Regions from separate parts of the Homo sapiens genome. Here region 2 is linked to region 1. A link is a loop called in an ENCODE intact Hi-C map of the cell type or tissue named here. Cell type or tissue: PC-9. All regions are shown on one strand.

Region 1 (8,000 bases):
TTAAATTAGATGCAGTCTTTTAAAACTGTGAGGTTTCCTACCTCGCACCTGATACCTGCATTCAGGTATCAGCAAATGCAGGTATCAGCTTCTTTGGGGGAAGAAAACCCAGGATCTCTGGCCACTTGACTCTGAGGCTGCCTTGCAGAACTGCACAGCCTCCACCCCACCCACTATTTTCGTGACCCCGAGGCCACGGCCCAGGTGCCATTCATCACTGTGCAGCATGGCTTTCCTGTGCTAGAGGAATGTTTATCTCCTCCATCCAGCCATGGAGAGCAGGAAAATAGAGTTCAATATGGGTGGGCATTGCAACGCCAGCGCCTCTTTCTCTGGGGGAAGACTCTCCCCTCTGTATAAGTTGCAGACACCCACTCTTGTCACACATTTGGCTCTGCCCACCTGGCCTCACAGGCATTTGAGTTTGTGTTCCACCCCTCCCCATCCCAGAGCCCAGCAGTCAGCAGTGAGAGAAGCCAAATGTGTGCAGGGAGTGCGAGGCGGCAGCTACCATGCAAACTCCAGGGGCACACCGCCCCCCAGTAATCTCTCCCCAGAGTGCATCAGGCAATAACAGGAAGATACTCAGCTGTTCATTATGACATGATTTCCCATTTTCAAACCTGACAAGTTGGTCTTGATGCTGTTATTCAAATAACTGAAAGTAAATGGTTGTGAACAAGGAATTTCAGATCACAGACTCAGTAAGCCTGGCCAGCCCCCAAGGCTGTGTCTTCCTTAAAGTTGGGATCTCTGTATTATCTCATACTCTATAGTAGAGCAATAAACATAAGCTGACTTATGTGATCACTTAAAACTACCAGGAAGAAACATTTTCCGTAATAAATTTAGTGTAGGATTGCTTTGTCTTCTCACACTCACTTTTCAGAAAAGAAAATGTAAGTATTGCCAGGCGCGGTGGCTCACACCTGTAATCCCAGCACTTTGGGAGGCTGAGGCAGGTGGATCACTTGAGGTCAGGAGTTGGAGACCAGCCTGGCCAACATGGAGAAATCCCATCTCTACTAAAAATACAAAAATTAGCCGGGTGTAGTGGCGCATGCCTGTAATCCCAGCTACTTGGGAGGCTGAGGCTGAAGAATCACTTGAATACAGGAGGTGGAGGTTGCAGTGAGCTGAGATCGCACCACTGCACTCCAGCCTGGGCAACAAGGCAAGGCTCCGTCTAAAAAAAAAAGAAAAAAGAAAAAAAAGAAAGAAAAGAAAATATAAGTATTTACAATTGACAGAAGAATGTTGTGGCTTTACTTTCAGTGAATCCCAAACACGCTTAATGCCCTCTGTACCCTCTGCCTGGTTCCAGTGAGACATGACAATTGGATTTTGTTAAGCATTGTCTTTATTCAAGCATATGATGAAGTCTCAAAATAACAGGGCTCAATATAGTCACTTAGAGATTGAAATGACACAAATTTCTTTGTCATACGAAATTGACCGAAGAGACTGAAATGATACAAATTCCTTTGTCATGTGTTTTCTAAATTTGTATAAAATTTACTCACAGGTTTATTAGATGATCATAAACAGAAAGATGTGAGTTCAGCCTTCCTGGGCGTCCTGGGACCTGATGGGGGTGGGTGATCTCCTTGTATCTGCTCTTCCTTCCCTGAATCGATTGCTCAACTAGCAAAGGTCAGTTGATTGCGGGCTGGTTGGCACGCTTAGGGAACAAAGGTCAGTCCCGCAGTGAGGGACAAGGCTGTCCCCCATCTCATCCTGGGTGCCTTACATCTGATGAAACCTCCCGTATGTGGTTCTTAGAATGCAGAGAGGTCTCTGTAGAGTGCAGGGCAGTTCCCTCGCGGATGTGTTACGGTATCCCTTGATTGATCGTGTCGAGAATAGAAAGACGGTGAGCACAGGCAGCATCCCTGGTATCTGAAGAGAGCCTGGGAGACAGAACTAAGCTAGCTCATTTCCATAATTTCCAAAACTCATGGTCCTCTTATACTAAATTGACTCCATTTCTGTTTTCTGTCTTGGGACATTTACACCATTGCTGGTATATTTTGGATCTCCTGGGACAACAGAAAGTGCTAGTGGTTGTGTTTGGCCTTGTTGATGGGAAGAAGCCAGGAGAGCCTGGATAGGACTCCCCGGTCCTTCTGCCTGGGAGGGAGGAGCAACAGGTCTTGGGCAGGGCCTGGTGTAAGCGTGGTGGCAAAGGTGAATGACCCTCCAGTCTGGCCTTCCTTGAGGTCATATGGAGCAGGCAGTGCTCTGAGGCAGGGAGTTTCAGAACCCGGGTTCAGATGTCACAGCTCTCATTCCTGGCTTGGGACATCTAGCTGGGCACATAAACTTCTTGTGCTTCCCCTGGAAAGAGGGGTCATGATACCCTTAAAAAGCAAAAAGAAACCCCCCCAAAAAAACAAAAAAAAAACATATGGTTACTTTATTTCTCCTTGGCTGGGGTTAGCCAGGGATGGGATACAGTTGTTGTAGCGAGAGCTCATGGGAAATGCTCCCAGGCCGGGGACTTCGTCAGGGACACGTATCCAGGGCCAGTATGAGTGAGGACAGAGGACAAGAAAAATATGAAGTCAGGGTCAGCCCTGCAGGCTCTGTAGGGAGTCCCGCCCTGGGTTTGGGAGATACAGGTGCACAGGTGAGTGTGTCACACCCATCAGAGGGGAGGGAGGGAGGGTGGTGCTGTTAAAGGGCAGTAGTAACCAGAATGAAGGAAGTGACTGCTTGTCCCACTTCGAGAAAATGAAAATGCTTCAGTGTCCAGAGACCACCACCAGGGACAAGACTTCAAGTTTTCTCCACCCACTTGGTCCTCCCAGGGTCCTTGGGAAAGCAGAGAGGGCATCAGCCCCATCTCAAGACAGGCATAGAATACTGTTCACCTCATTCTCATCTTCTCCCATGCTGTGGATGAGCTGTGTTTTCTTCCTCTCCAGCACGACCAGGATCTTCTCCTTGAGGAAGTTATTTCACTCATTCATTCAGTGTTTATTGAGCACCTAGAATGTTCCAGAAACAGGGCCGTTGTATGAGCAAATGCAGACTTGCCCCAGCCCTCATGGGACGCACAGACAGGGGCAGACGGATGCTTGTTGGGTGATCACACGTTGTGAAGCCCAGCAGCGGGGGTGTGAGGGGAGGCAAAGGTGCCTCGAGAGAGCTGGGATCCAGAGGTTTGACGGCCAGAGCTTGGGCCACACCCAAGCAGAGTGACTCCACCTAGTGAAGCCAACAGATCTGGGTCATCCAGGCCCCAAAATCTCACTGGGAACCTGGTGAAGCCATCACGTTTCTGAAACATCCATCAGGAATGTCCCAAGGGCAGCCTGGGTCCATATCTTCCCTCGTGTACTCAGAGAAGACAGGAGCAATGAACTCAGATCTCTGCCCATTTGGACTAGAAAAACAACACTATTTTGACTCATGTTTTTTGTTGCACAAAGAGGCAGGGGCAGGGACCAGGTGGAAAAACGGGTCTTGAATTACAAACACCAGAGTTCAAAGATAAGTCATTCAGGCTAAAGTAAATATTATTGGATTTAAAACCAAAAACCGTCACCCTAGTGGTGGACTGTGCTATCATTTAAATGTGAAGGAAAATTACCCTTAAAATGGGTGTTTTCTGAGCAGTGTTTGCTGTTTGTTTGTGTCTCAAGAAGGACCTCGCAAGGATGTTGCTTCGGTGATCCCTTTTTCCATCCAAGTCTGGTGTTGCCTGGCTGGGTGTTGAGGACAGGTTCCTTTTGTACCTGGGCCCTTGAGTAGGGTCTCTCTGGGTACGTGAACAGGTGCCACATATTCTTTCTTTAGGAAAATGGCAGGCAGCTGGAACATGGAAAACTTAGCGTTTTAGCCTCACCAGGCATCGTGTGTACAGGAGCCTAGATAGCAAACTCCTTTAGACACAGTGTTAGAAAGTTGGAATTAATAAAATATTTAATGTGCTCCTTGAAGCATTTGTTTTTGAAAGGAAACTTGACGTAAACTAAACTTCCACAGACGTGTTTTAGAAGTGACTGTTTCCAGTAGATTTTCAATGATGTCTGTATACACTCAGCTGTGGCTGTAAAATACAACACACATACTTTGTAAACCTGTTAGTGTGACGTTTTCACCCTGACCTGAAATGTTTAGTATCACTCAGAATACGAGAGTCATGAAGCTAACAGGCTGCAATGTGTTCGGCGCTGTCGCCCTTCCCGTGCAGGAGGCCACTGTCTGCGGGGTCCGGTGCTTTCCCGTCCTGGGCTAAGGTGGGTGGGCAGAGCAGCCTGGACCGTCTGCAGCCACCATGTCCTCTGGACCCCTCTCTGCACCATGCCCACCTCCTCCAGGCCCCCACACCATGCCATGCAGTGGCCGTGACAGTGTTTAGAATCCTTTCTTGTCTTCCATTTCTTCATCATTTTAGGGAGGAAGTGCTGTGCTTTATGTCAAGATGAAACACAACATCTGATTCCTTACCTGGCTCTGCTAGGGCTTAGGAAAGGGGGCTTGGTTAAGGTGGACTCTGCTGCCTGCGGCTTCTGTCCGGGCCCGGCCCCTGCAGCTGTGACACACTGCCATCTGGTGGACACGAGTGGGGCTGCGTGGCTTTCCACGGGGCTGAATAGCCTTCCTGTGTTTGAGGAAAGCTGACAAATCCTTTTTCATTCGGAAGACACACAAAATGAAATTTACTCTACTATGTAAAATAGAGATAGGTTAGACGTTCATTTGCCATCACCTTTCAACAAGAGCTTAATTTTTAGTTTTTCTCTGCATGGTCTCTACTTAAAAATATGCCCAGATTTTATTTTGAGTCCGTTGTGTTCTTCGGAGCAAGGACTTTTTTAAAATGATAAAAACAGCAAACTATGGTTTTTGGGGTTTTTTCCCTTATTTGATATTTTACAAATTATAAAAACAAATGATGTAGACGGTTACAAGCAAAACCATGCAGAACAAAGATGTGTTAAAGCCCTGCCCCCCCAAAATCAAGGTTTGTGGACCCCGTGTGTTTTCTTTCTCAGCTTTCTTGCAAGAAATACCAGAAAGAAAAAAGGGCTTGGGTGGGCCCTTCTTTTACGGTCTCAGATATCTTTGTAGGTAAACGAATGCATTCCTGGAGCTTCATTTATTTCTCCACAGTATTTATCCATTGCTGACCAGCAGCCAGAAAACATACGTTTTACACCGTGGAGCAAACATGCCACAGGCTTTTCAGTGGTAGTTTGGCAGTCTATTAAACTGGATTTTCATATCCCACCAAGAGTTAAACTAGCCTCTTTATTTTCATCTTATTAATATTTGTTCAGCAAACTAACTTACTCTAAGGAATAAAAGGCTTTGGGCCCAGGAGATTTAATGAATTTATTCTCCAGCACGCTAAGTGCTAGATAGATAGTTCACATTTCCTTGTTCTTTGAAATTTTATTTATTTTATTTTATTTATTTTTTTTTTTTTTGAGACAGAGTTACACTCTGTCGCCCAGGCTGGATTGCAGTGGCATGATCTCAGCTCACTGCAACCTCTACCTCCTGGGTTCAAGAGATTCTCCTGCCTCAACCTCCTGAGTAGCTGGGATTACAGGTGCATGTCACCACACACAGCTAATTTTTGTAATTTTAATAGAGACAGGGTTTCGCCGTGTTGGCCAGGTTGGTCTCGAACTCCTGACCTCAAATGATCTGCCCACCTCGGCCTCCCAAAGTACTGGGATTACAGACAGGAGCTACCGCGCCTGGCCTTGAAATTTTGATTTGAAAAATATTTCAGGAATATTTTTCTTTCCATGTGAAGTTGAGAACCACACTTGAATTGCTCCAATCATCCTCACAACTCAACATGGCTGCAGGGCTTCTGGGGCTCTGCCAAATGAGATGGTGCCCATCTGATCAGAGTCTGCCTTCGTATCTGTCCCATCGGAGTCTGCCTTGGTACTCATCTTATCGGAGTCTGCCTTGGTGCCTCCAAGTACACAGTTAGGCTGATGTGGCATGCACATCCGAAAAAATAACTCTAGATGTGCATTTCGACACATCAGCAAATGCAGATGGTATGGGCTGCAGATGGTATGGGCCACAGCTGGAGAGAGCCGTCTTCACTGCGGTATAGCTGGGCTGCACCCAACGTGAGAATGGACATCAGGGCAGAGAGCCGTAAGCAGCTGGGATTGTGGAAAGCGCCCGTGAACACATGGTCTTGGACAGGGCCTCAGGTGGGTCCTTAGCAGCTGTGGCTAAGTGGGCAGAGGGACCACCCCACCACCACCCTGCCCAAAGGGCTTATTTAGCAAAGAGGGGAGAGAGGCCAGCCTGCCCCTGACTGCATCCCACTGGCCTGAGGGATGTGGCCTCTCTGCCCCCATTTCCACTCCTGCTCTTGGGACACAGGAGACTGGTTAGATGAGAGTAGAAAGTTTATTTTTGAACACCCAGGTGTGGGGTGGCTGGGCGAGACCATCTGATGGCTTTGGGAGCCAGGCCGCAGGGTTTAGCTTGGATCTGTTGAGTAGGAGACCCTTAAACATGGCCACCCTGAGCTAAGAGCTGGTCTTGGATTTTGCTTTCTTTTGGATTAACCGAGTATTTTGTGGGATTCCATTTGATCCCTTAACTGGCTGACCAGCTATAACTCCTGGTTATGTTGTTTTAGTGTTGCTCCAGGTGTCGTTGGAGGAGAAGTTGAAGGTACAAGGAGTTTGCAGGAGGGAAGGTGGCAGTTAATGAGCCTTCCTGGTGGGACCGGATGGTGAGGGCAGGGGCATCTGGCCCAGCGTGGACTCGGGCCATAGATGGGAAGTGGTCATTTGGAGGTCACCATCTCTCTGACACCCTGACCATAGCACCTGCACCCCTGTGCTGAGCTGCAGGTCCCCGGCACCAGCGTCTGTGCAGCTCAGGTGTTGCTGAGCCGTGGCCTCCGCAGCTCTCCATCAGGATTTCTCAAGCTTCATTATGAATTATCTCTGTGTGAGCTCACAACGGTGACTGCAGAGTCCCAGGTCATCTCTCAGATCTTCTGAATCAAACATATGGTCTGCAGTTGCCGCGCATGTCTTTGGCCGATTTTCTGACAATCAAAGTGAAGAAGTTCTGAGCTACGGGAAGTTGGGTTGAAGGCATGATGGGGAAAACATGATTAGTTGACAGCTTTTCCCAGAGAGTTTTTAGACAAACTCAACCTTGGTAACCTTCTCAGTGGGCTTATGATAAGAACCTTCAATGTGCCAAAAAATAAAAAAAGCAGCACTCCAGGTAGTTAATCTTTGTTTAAAAAACCCTTCCCCCCACCCAGTCCTGCAAACAAACAAACAAACAAAAAAAGGAGAAAAAAAGAAACCTGTCTTTTGTTGGATGCTGAGCCGAGAAAGAAGTAACACCACTGCCGGCCTCTGCCTCTTGTCCCGAGACACCCTCATGGTGCAGGGCTCTCTCCAGGGTCCGTTCCTCATGTGCACCCTCTCTTGTAGTTCCACAGCCCGCTGTGGGTCCCACTGAGACTCCTACCTGAGGACAGGAGAAGAGGGTCCTCAGGGACGTCCAAATGAGGACAAGAGAAGAAGGGGCCTCACAGACATCCAAATAGGAGAAGTGTGAAAAGCTAAATTTGGAGTGTCCCATTTTTCTGCTTCTAAATTACAAAGGAAGCAAATGTTTTGTTTTGTTTTGTTTATCATTCATAGCCCCATCTTCATGTTATCCATTTAATGCTTTTAAAGTATTTAATATTTTGTCTGTTTTCGTCTACAGGTAGAAGAGAGACCAGAAAAAGATTTTACTGAGAAGGTAAGGAATCGTTCATAAACCTAGAGGGTCCCAAAAGTTGTGGATGAAATTGATAAGAAAATATGTTGCTTGGTTTTTTTTAATAAGGATGTTCCCCAGCGAGGGAACTGGACTAGAAAGCGGCCCACCTAACCTGGTATCACCTTCCCGGAGGTAGGCCACCGGGAGTCCTGTCCGGTGTGCGTTAGATCCTGTAGAGCAGGGAGGCGTTTATAATGGGCCCCACCATGGAGTTTAGG
Region 2 (8,000 bases), 590 kb before region 1:
GTCCTCACCGTTTTGAAAGAACAAGTTGATTTATGAGAGCACTGGAAAGTAGGCAGATTTGCTCTGAGTGTTTGCTGAGGTGGGTGTGGAAATTCTTGAGAAGAGAGAGAGCGTGTGGGCTGGTGTGGGTAAGACTTTGAGGTGTCTGGGGACAGTGGGTTAGAATGTCTGAATCAGACTGAGCCACAGCATGGCTTCTGCAGTGAGCAGTAGGGCTGGGTGCTGGGCCCCACCCTTTGCTGGCATCCCTAAGAGGGCCATGTTTGTGTGTGTGTGTATGTGTGTGCGCTTGTGTGTGTGTGCACACACATGCATGCCCATGCCTTACCCGGCTGCTCCTCACTGTGGGAGTGGGAGGGAGCAAGAAAAATACCCCCCACCCCAAGAATGACTCCTTCAAGGCAGCGCTCACCTTCTCCTGAGAGCCCATTCAGGCAGGCTGTCAATGCAGGTCTATGCAGGAAGATGTTTCTGTTTGGTTTTATTTGGTATTGTTTCCAGAGCACTTCCTAATTTCAGAGCAAATGTCTTCTCCACCACCATTGTGTGGCCTGTATTTCCTAGACTAGTTCTCTAAGAGGAACTTTAGAAAATGTATTTAGGCAGTGTGTGTTGGGGCAGGAAACTCAGGGGACAGACTGAAAACCTTCCCAGGAAAGCTGAGCCAATTGGAAAGGAAATCCTTCTCCCATCCCGGGAGTCCTGTGACTGGCTGGGAGGAAGAGGAGTAACACTTTCACATATCCATGTCTCAGGGCTGTGGTCACCATCCAACCTGCATGTGGCCCCTGCCAGGGATGCCTCACTTGTCCATAGCCTCTCCTCCCAGGGTTAGAGACCCCAATAGGGCTCTTGCAAATGACTGAACACAGGGTAGACACTGGGGCAAGGGCAGCCCATCCATGGATAGGCCAGTGACCTGACCCTGTCCTGGCTCCTAGGCCTGAGCTGGCCAACAAGTGCTTCCCTTTAAATGTGAATTAGAGAAACCTGGGGTATGAGACTGGATCATGGGCACCTCAGGAAAGGGCTGTGAGTCCAGGCCTGGAGGCCCAGGCCAGGTACTTATGATCCTGAGAAAACCAGGGATATGGGAGTATAAGGGTCGTCTGGGAAAAAGAGGAGAATGGAAGAGAGGCTGGAGAAAAGAGGCCATGACCATGTTGCGTGAGAACCAGATGGACAAATGGACAGGTAACTCCAGATCTGTGCGCCAGGACCCAGCAGTCTTGGGCTGTGTCCGTGCATGTGGGGGAGATTCCCCGGGTTCCTGAGTTAGCTTGCAACCTAAAGAGCCCTCGTCCAAAGCACAGTATTTTTCTTTTATTCTCACAACCGCCTGGTAGGCAGTGCTTATGACTCCCATTTTGTACATGAGTAGGCTGAGTCCAGGAGAGGGGAAGGTACTTGCGGGAGGCCACAGAGCCAGTGAGCGGCACCACCAGGAACTGACTCTGTGTCTGGACAACCTTGTAGCATAAGGCCCATTCTCATTTCTCCATTCCACCTTCCATAATCACCTCTCTTCCACTGAAACTCAACTGGTGGGGGTGGGGAGTGCAATTAGACACTCTTGGGTTCTACAGGGTTTGCCTTGCTCTTCTGTCCCCAGTTCCAGTTTGGACATGTAGCCCAGTGACTCCTGCATTACAACGACAGGCAGAAAGTTACCCAGAAAGCTTGTTGCTGTGAGCTTCAGAGCACACGCTTTTGTTACAGGTAATTAACCTGCTTTCAGGGCACAAAAGCCATGCAGCAGCAGCTGCCAGGGAGAGTGGCTGTCCCTGAGTGCTCCAGCCTGGTGCTAGGGGGAGTCTGAGCTTCAGAGCAGGGTGGACAGGGCAGGGCAGAGAGGCTGCAACTGCCACCCTCCACGGTGGGTGGGCGCCTTCTTTCAAGGGAGAGCTGGGAGACCTGGCTGGACTCCTAGGGATTCTCCAGAACTGAGAGGGCTCCCAGGCTGGAATCACTAGCTCTTCTCTTTTTTCTTTCCACCGCACCCTCACCCCCGGATGTGGCTCATTTCAGGACCCTACACAACTTATTTGGGAGCACTGAGATTGCTCATATTCTGTGCCAGCAACCTGTAGGCTCCCAGAGGATTCCACCCTCCTAAGAACCTTCTCCCCAGGCTCACAGATCCTTTGAATCTCCACAGTTCTCTGCTCACAGCCTGCCTGCCCCACCTTTCCATAGCTCACCCTCCTGAAAATACTCCCTTCGCTGGCTCCTCCTTTTTTGTCCTCCCTTAAATGTCTACCCAGTTTTTCTCTACCTTCTCCTGGTCTATCCCTTTTCTCAGTCAGATGCAACATGGCCTTGTGAATTAGTCCCCAGCCCCAGGGCCCGAGGCTCCCCACTGCCCACAGACTCTGAGACCTTGGGCCTGACCTTGGTGTTCCTCCATGCCCTCCTTTCTAACTACCCTGCAAAGACTTTCTAAAGTCCAAATCTTGCGACTGAATCCCATTGGGAAGATGAGAAAGGAAATGGAGTTGGGGTGGGGCTCAGAGAGCTAAACCCTTATCTTTCATTCTAGACACTCGGTGGAAAGATGATGTCCAGTGTTGTTACCCACGAGATACCAAAGTGAGCAAATTATATGGAAATTGAAGAATAGAAGTATTCAAAGGTTTGGGTGATTGGATACTTAGTTTTCATTCAAACCTTGTAGAACTGCCCGGTGTCTCTAAATTCTGTGCATGTGACATATTACCAGAATTCAAATTAATTCTTGAAGTGAATTGGAAGAGAAGAGGATTTAGAAGAAGGTTCTGACCGGTCAAAGCCAGACGCTGCCATGTGGAAACATGGGCCTTGGATAGACAAAGACAAGCCAAAAATTCTGATTTACACATGAAACATCATGATTTTTAAATGGTGGCCAATAATTCAACAGAGACTTTAAAAGAACGTGAAGGCCACAAACAAACATCCCAGGTCTGCGGGCCATATGCCCCTCAGGGTGCCAGGGTAACGCCTCTAATAGTCATGCTGAGACAACATCCACATTAGTTTCCTGGGGCTGCTGCAACAAATTACCACAAACTTGGTGGCCGAAAATAACACAGATCGAATCACTTGTTCTGCTGGCCCAAAGTCCAAAACTAGTTTTGTCAGAGGCATTGAACCAGAACGACTCCATCTTGAAGAGGGGCTGGGTGAAATGAGGCTGAGATCCGCTTGAGGCTGAGATCTGTTCTGCCGCACTCCCAGGAAGTTAGGGATTCTTAGCCACAGGATGTTTATGGTTAAGGGAACAAGTTAATAATGTTTACGCAGCCGACCCAGGACTTCACAGACCCAGGAACTGCCCCAATGGCCCGATATCTTAAGTACAAAAGCATTCTTAGTTTAAGAATAAGTTTACTTTAGGGGTTGGGGTGGGGGGGATAGCATTTGGAGATATACCTAATGTTAAATGATGAGTTACTGGGTGCAGCACACCAACATGGCACATGTATACATATGTAACTAACCTGCACGTTGTGCACATGTACCCTAAAACTTAAAGTATAATAAAAAAAAGAATAAGTTTACTTTAAAGATATTAATATAGATTCTTGCAGACGACAATAGTTACACAAAGACGAACAATCCTTTGTCACAAGCTCTCGTAGTAGAGCACATCGCCCCATAATTTCCTTGACTTTGTTGTCTTGTGTATAAATAAGCACTGTACCTAAGGTGGGTGCCTTCCTCCTGTTGCTTTCAGGAATGCCCTGCTCTGTCTAGGGAGTAGACATTCTTTTATTCCCTTACTTTCTTAATAAACTTGCTTTCATTTTACTTTGTGGACTCGCCCTGAATTCTTTCTTGAGTGAGATCCAAGAACCCTCTCTGGGGGTCTGGATCCGGACCCCTTTCCGATAACAGTTTGACTGGGCTGAAGTCCAGGTGTCGACAGGATTGATTTCTTCCAGGGGCTCTAGGGAGGATTCATTTCCTTGCCTTTTCCAGCTTCTGGGGGCCACCTGTGTTCCTTGGCTTATGGCCCCTTCTTCGTCTTCAAAGAGCATCACTCCAATGTCTGCTCCAGTGGTCCCATTTTCCCTCTGACTCTGACCCTCTGGCTTCCCCCTTTATAAGGACCCTGTGACGACATAGGGCCCATTTAGATATTCTAGGACAATCTCTTCATTTCAAGAGACTTAATCACATCTGCAAAGTCTTTCTTCCATGTAAGGTGACATTCAGATTCTGGGATTAGGATGTAGTCATCATTGGCTGGGGGGTCATCATTCAGCCTTTCAAACCATAGGTCTTGACTGCTAATGGGTCATGAGAGCAATTTAATGGATCATAAATAGCATTTTTATAAAAATGTGATAGAATAGAATAATAGAATAATCAGAGGCACCACATTTGATACAGGTAAGTGCTGCCTTGTGAAATTTATCTCAGGAATACTCATCTACAGGTCTACATACCCAAGCAAATGTGTCTACAGGGTTCCAGAGCTAAAGGTTGGGCAAATTTGGAAAAACATGGCTGTAGAATATCTGTTGAATGACATTGCCTAGAGTGACCCAGTGAAGATAGAAGAGAACTTGGAGTGAGGCAATTGACCATGCCTTCCCTCTGCTGTGTGACCTTCAGTAAGTCAATTAACCTCTCTGAGTTTGTTTACTGGACTGTAAAACAGGGTTATTGTAATGATCAAATGAAAAAAAAATTGTGAAAGTTCTCTGGAGACATACAAATGTCAGGCAAGGTGGTTAGTGTGGTTAGTCTTCGAGAAGTGAATTGCCTTGAATAAAAGGGGTCTTATATTTGCTGTTCCCTTCGCCTTCCACACGATGGCATCCTTGAAACACAGGGAGGTGGCTGCAGGTGGCCTGTTGTGGCAGCTAGAAAAAGGTGCTAAGGATGTGGGGACATGTATTTCAAACTTTAAAGGGCCAAGGTCTCCACATGAAGGGTCGTCTCGTGAAAAGACTATATTGATATGATTTCCTTTTCCCTTCCAGTGGCAAATCCCCTCCTGACAGGCAAGCTCTTTGCCAAACAGGCGTTTTCCAGTCCTCAGAGCAGCTGCACATCATTATAAACAGTCCCTAAGTAAAGGATTGGCCCTGGACCATGTTGGGTCAATTAGCCCCTTTCTCACCTGGTTCTTTCCACCAAATTTCCAAAACGTTCAGTCTCCCACCACCCAAAACAGAAAACCCTGGTCCCTGCACTCAGAGTTACTACCTTTTATTTATTTTTTTTAAGAGATGGGGTCTCACTATGTTGCCCAAGCTGGACTCGAACGCTTGGGCTCAAGCAGTCCTCCAGCCTCAGCCTCCCAAATAGTTTGGATTACAGGTACCCGCCAGTGCACCTGATTTTAAAATCGCTACCTCTCTTCCTTCCCTCTGCCACCAGATTTCTAGAAGGAGCAGGGCACTCTTGCCTCTGCTTCTGCTATTTATTGACTCTGACTTTCAACCCACAATTCCACACACGGAAGCTCCTTTTCTTCATGGCCTCCTAATTGCAAATTCACATTTTCATTCCAATTTCTTCCTGTGACTTCTCTGCTGTGCATGGTGTTGACCACTTTCTCAGAAACTTTGGGTCTTCCCAGCTTCATCTGGCCTCAGGTCCTGGCTCCTCCCTATATCCGCTCACATCTGGCCTCTCCCCATCAGTCCCTCAGCTCCATCCTCCCTCCACTAGCTGCCAATCATGTGTCCCTGGGTTTCTGTTCCCCACACAGGTGCCTCAGGCAATGGGACTTGCAGACCCACACTCTGCCCCAGCCTCTTGACATGCCCATCAGAGTCCTCATCTGCCATTTGAGAGACAGGAACCCTGGCTCAGATCACAGTATCTCCATGTACCCAGACAGCGGGATCCTAGCAAGAGGGGCTGTCTGCTCAAGGTCATGAGAAAGTGGCAAGCAAAAGAGAAGGGTCGCCTTCCTCGGGATGGGCCAGCCTGAAGGAGTCAGAAGAGCGGGGAGGTATGAGGAACTCTATCTTGGGGCTGAACAGAAGCCCACAGTGCAGCCAGGAAGTGTGACATGAACAGTTCAGGCTGTGCACAAAGACGGGGAGAATGCTGGAGGTTTCTTATGGCAATGAGAGTTTCACACACCTGCCTTATTGCTTAGCCTTTGTGTTTCCCCTCAGGGATTAGCAATGCAATTCGAAAATAAAACTCACTGTGTGGCTGTTGGAGGGGGTAGCACACAGGCTGCCTCACAGCCAGCACAGGCAAGAAAGTCCCCCCAGGACTCAACAGCAATGGATTTGCAGCGGTGGGTGGCGTTTCCTGTGCCTTTACCCTGGGCTGGCCCCTGTGAAGTGCTTTCTGAGGACTGTCTCAGTCAGTCTTTCCAGCAACCTCAGGAGGCATCATTACCCTCCCCATTTTACCATGAAGGAAACCGAGGCTCAGAGAAGCAAGGAAGTTCCCTAAGGTCACACAGCCGGCCCAGAGGATCAGAACACAAGCCCAGGGGACGCAGCCCCAGGAGCTAATGAGAAAAGTGCCTGTGATTCGGCTTCAGGTCATACTGAGCACTTCTGTAGGCCATGCAAACACATTCTTTTTTTCTTTTTTTCCTAATGCAGGTTAGGGCTTAACTGGAACTTAACTGGAAACTTCTGTGCACATCTGCAGACACAGAAAAATGAAAACTTTAGCAACCAGCTGCATGTCCCAGAGAACAATTTTCCAAGGATAAAAGACACTCAGTGACTTCACAAGCACGGCACTGTGATGTCCCCTCCCTCCCCCTTTCATGAAATTCAGATGTCATTAGAGTAGGCTCCTAACCGTCCTTACCACATCAGCCCTAGGATGCCTCACTGAGGGCATGCGCTCAGTCATCAAGAGCACGCGGTGGTTTGTGTGCAGAGGGAACTACCCAAGGGAACAAAAAATAAGAAAAGACCTCAAAGTGGCCCCTGCCCCTGCCCACAGACAGGGAACCGGGTCTTTGTTTTGCTTCCTACGGGGAAGCATGCCCTGGGCAGTGGGTCTGGGGTGTGAAGACAGCCACCTCCCCACTCCAGCGTCTGCGGCTGCAGGTAGGGGAGGAGGCTGGGAGGAGGCCCTTCCGCACTTCCAAGCTGATCAGCGCAGCGTGAGCGCCGGCGTGCGAGTGGGTGCCGCGTCCAGACGGTTTCCATTTCCCCGGATAACCACGGAAAACATGAATCAGGAGGGCCCCGCGCTGGCCCAGCTGCAGTGTGGGGGCACACGCCGGTGAGTCACAGGCTGTGCTGCCAGCGCTGTTTTTCACATTTCTGTCCAGGGAACAGTTTCTCACTGGACGTTCAGTTTTTTCAGTCCTCTCTTCCCCCAGGACGTTGCTCAGACTGTGTCCAAGGGCTCCCTGTGCCCGCAGTGAGATGACAGCTTTCCTGCTGCCGGTAACACTGAGGAAGGCTGATTGAGCACAGCTTAGGGGACAAGGTCCCTGCAAATCAGGGACACGGAGTAACTCCTGGTCCTCAGCACAGCCCCTAGAAGAGGGCGCCTCGCAGACCCATTTCACACATGAAGGAAGCAAGGTCAAAGCTCTGGCCCGGCCGCTCATCAGCTTCCAGGGCTCTGCCCTCGGAGTCCACGCTCTGAAGCGGGGTCGCGTCAGGCATCGCATCCCCAGCAGCTCACCGATCGCAGTTCCCAAACGGCCGTATGCCGCACACGTCCCAGCTTCTTCCGGTGGCGATGGCCACAGAGATGCGAGTGCTGTCACTGCTGAACGCAGCAGAAGGGCTAAGTGCCCACTCAGCCCAGGGCAGAGGAGCACAAGGTTCCTCCAACCTCGAACAGGCTTCCTAGCGTTCCCAGACCCCGTGCCCTCCTTAGAGAGGGAAGGATGCCACCTCCCTCAGGAGCCACTGCCAGGTCTGTGCCTGTACTTTGCACATATTGTCACCTCCGGTCCTACAACAACCCTCGGCGATGGGCAGGCTCGCTATCCCCACTTACAAGTGAGGAGACTGAAGATCAGAAAGGATAAGTGAGCGGGCCGTGATCACTCAGCTACTGAGTGGCGG

Evidence for each region. Peaks named below come from ENCODE experiments on the same cell type or tissue, not always from the same donor. Only the 100,000 strongest peaks of a DNase experiment are listed, where the experiment ranks them.
Region 2: it touches region 1 in a loop (7-fold over the local background); 4 of 110 quality-filtered maps call a loop at or near these places.

What each region holds. Positions count from the first base shown.
Region 1 is chr2:237,740,639-237,748,638 of GRCh38, forward strand. It overlaps LRRFIP1 (LRR binding FLII interacting protein 1), which reads left to right. Exons shown (of 24, transcript NM_001137550.2): 12 at 7,726-7,761. Among named protein-coding and RNA genes, the nearest start is that of RBM44, 54 kb to the right of the region's middle. RefSeq lists enhancers at 68-362, 3,774-4,299, 4,266-4,315. In PC-9, CTCF peaks have their summits at 3,641, 4,581 (motif pointing left) and 4,784; a DNase peak (open chromatin) is centred at 3,383; H3K4me3 peaks cover 473 bases; H3K27ac peaks cover 2,609 bases.
Region 2 is chr2:237,149,443-237,157,442 of GRCh38, forward strand. No RefSeq gene overlaps it. Among named protein-coding and RNA genes, the nearest start is that of COPS8, 68 kb to the left of the region's middle. RefSeq lists an enhancer at 6,597-7,131. In PC-9, a CTCF peak has its summit at 4,772; a DNase peak (open chromatin) is centred at 4,829.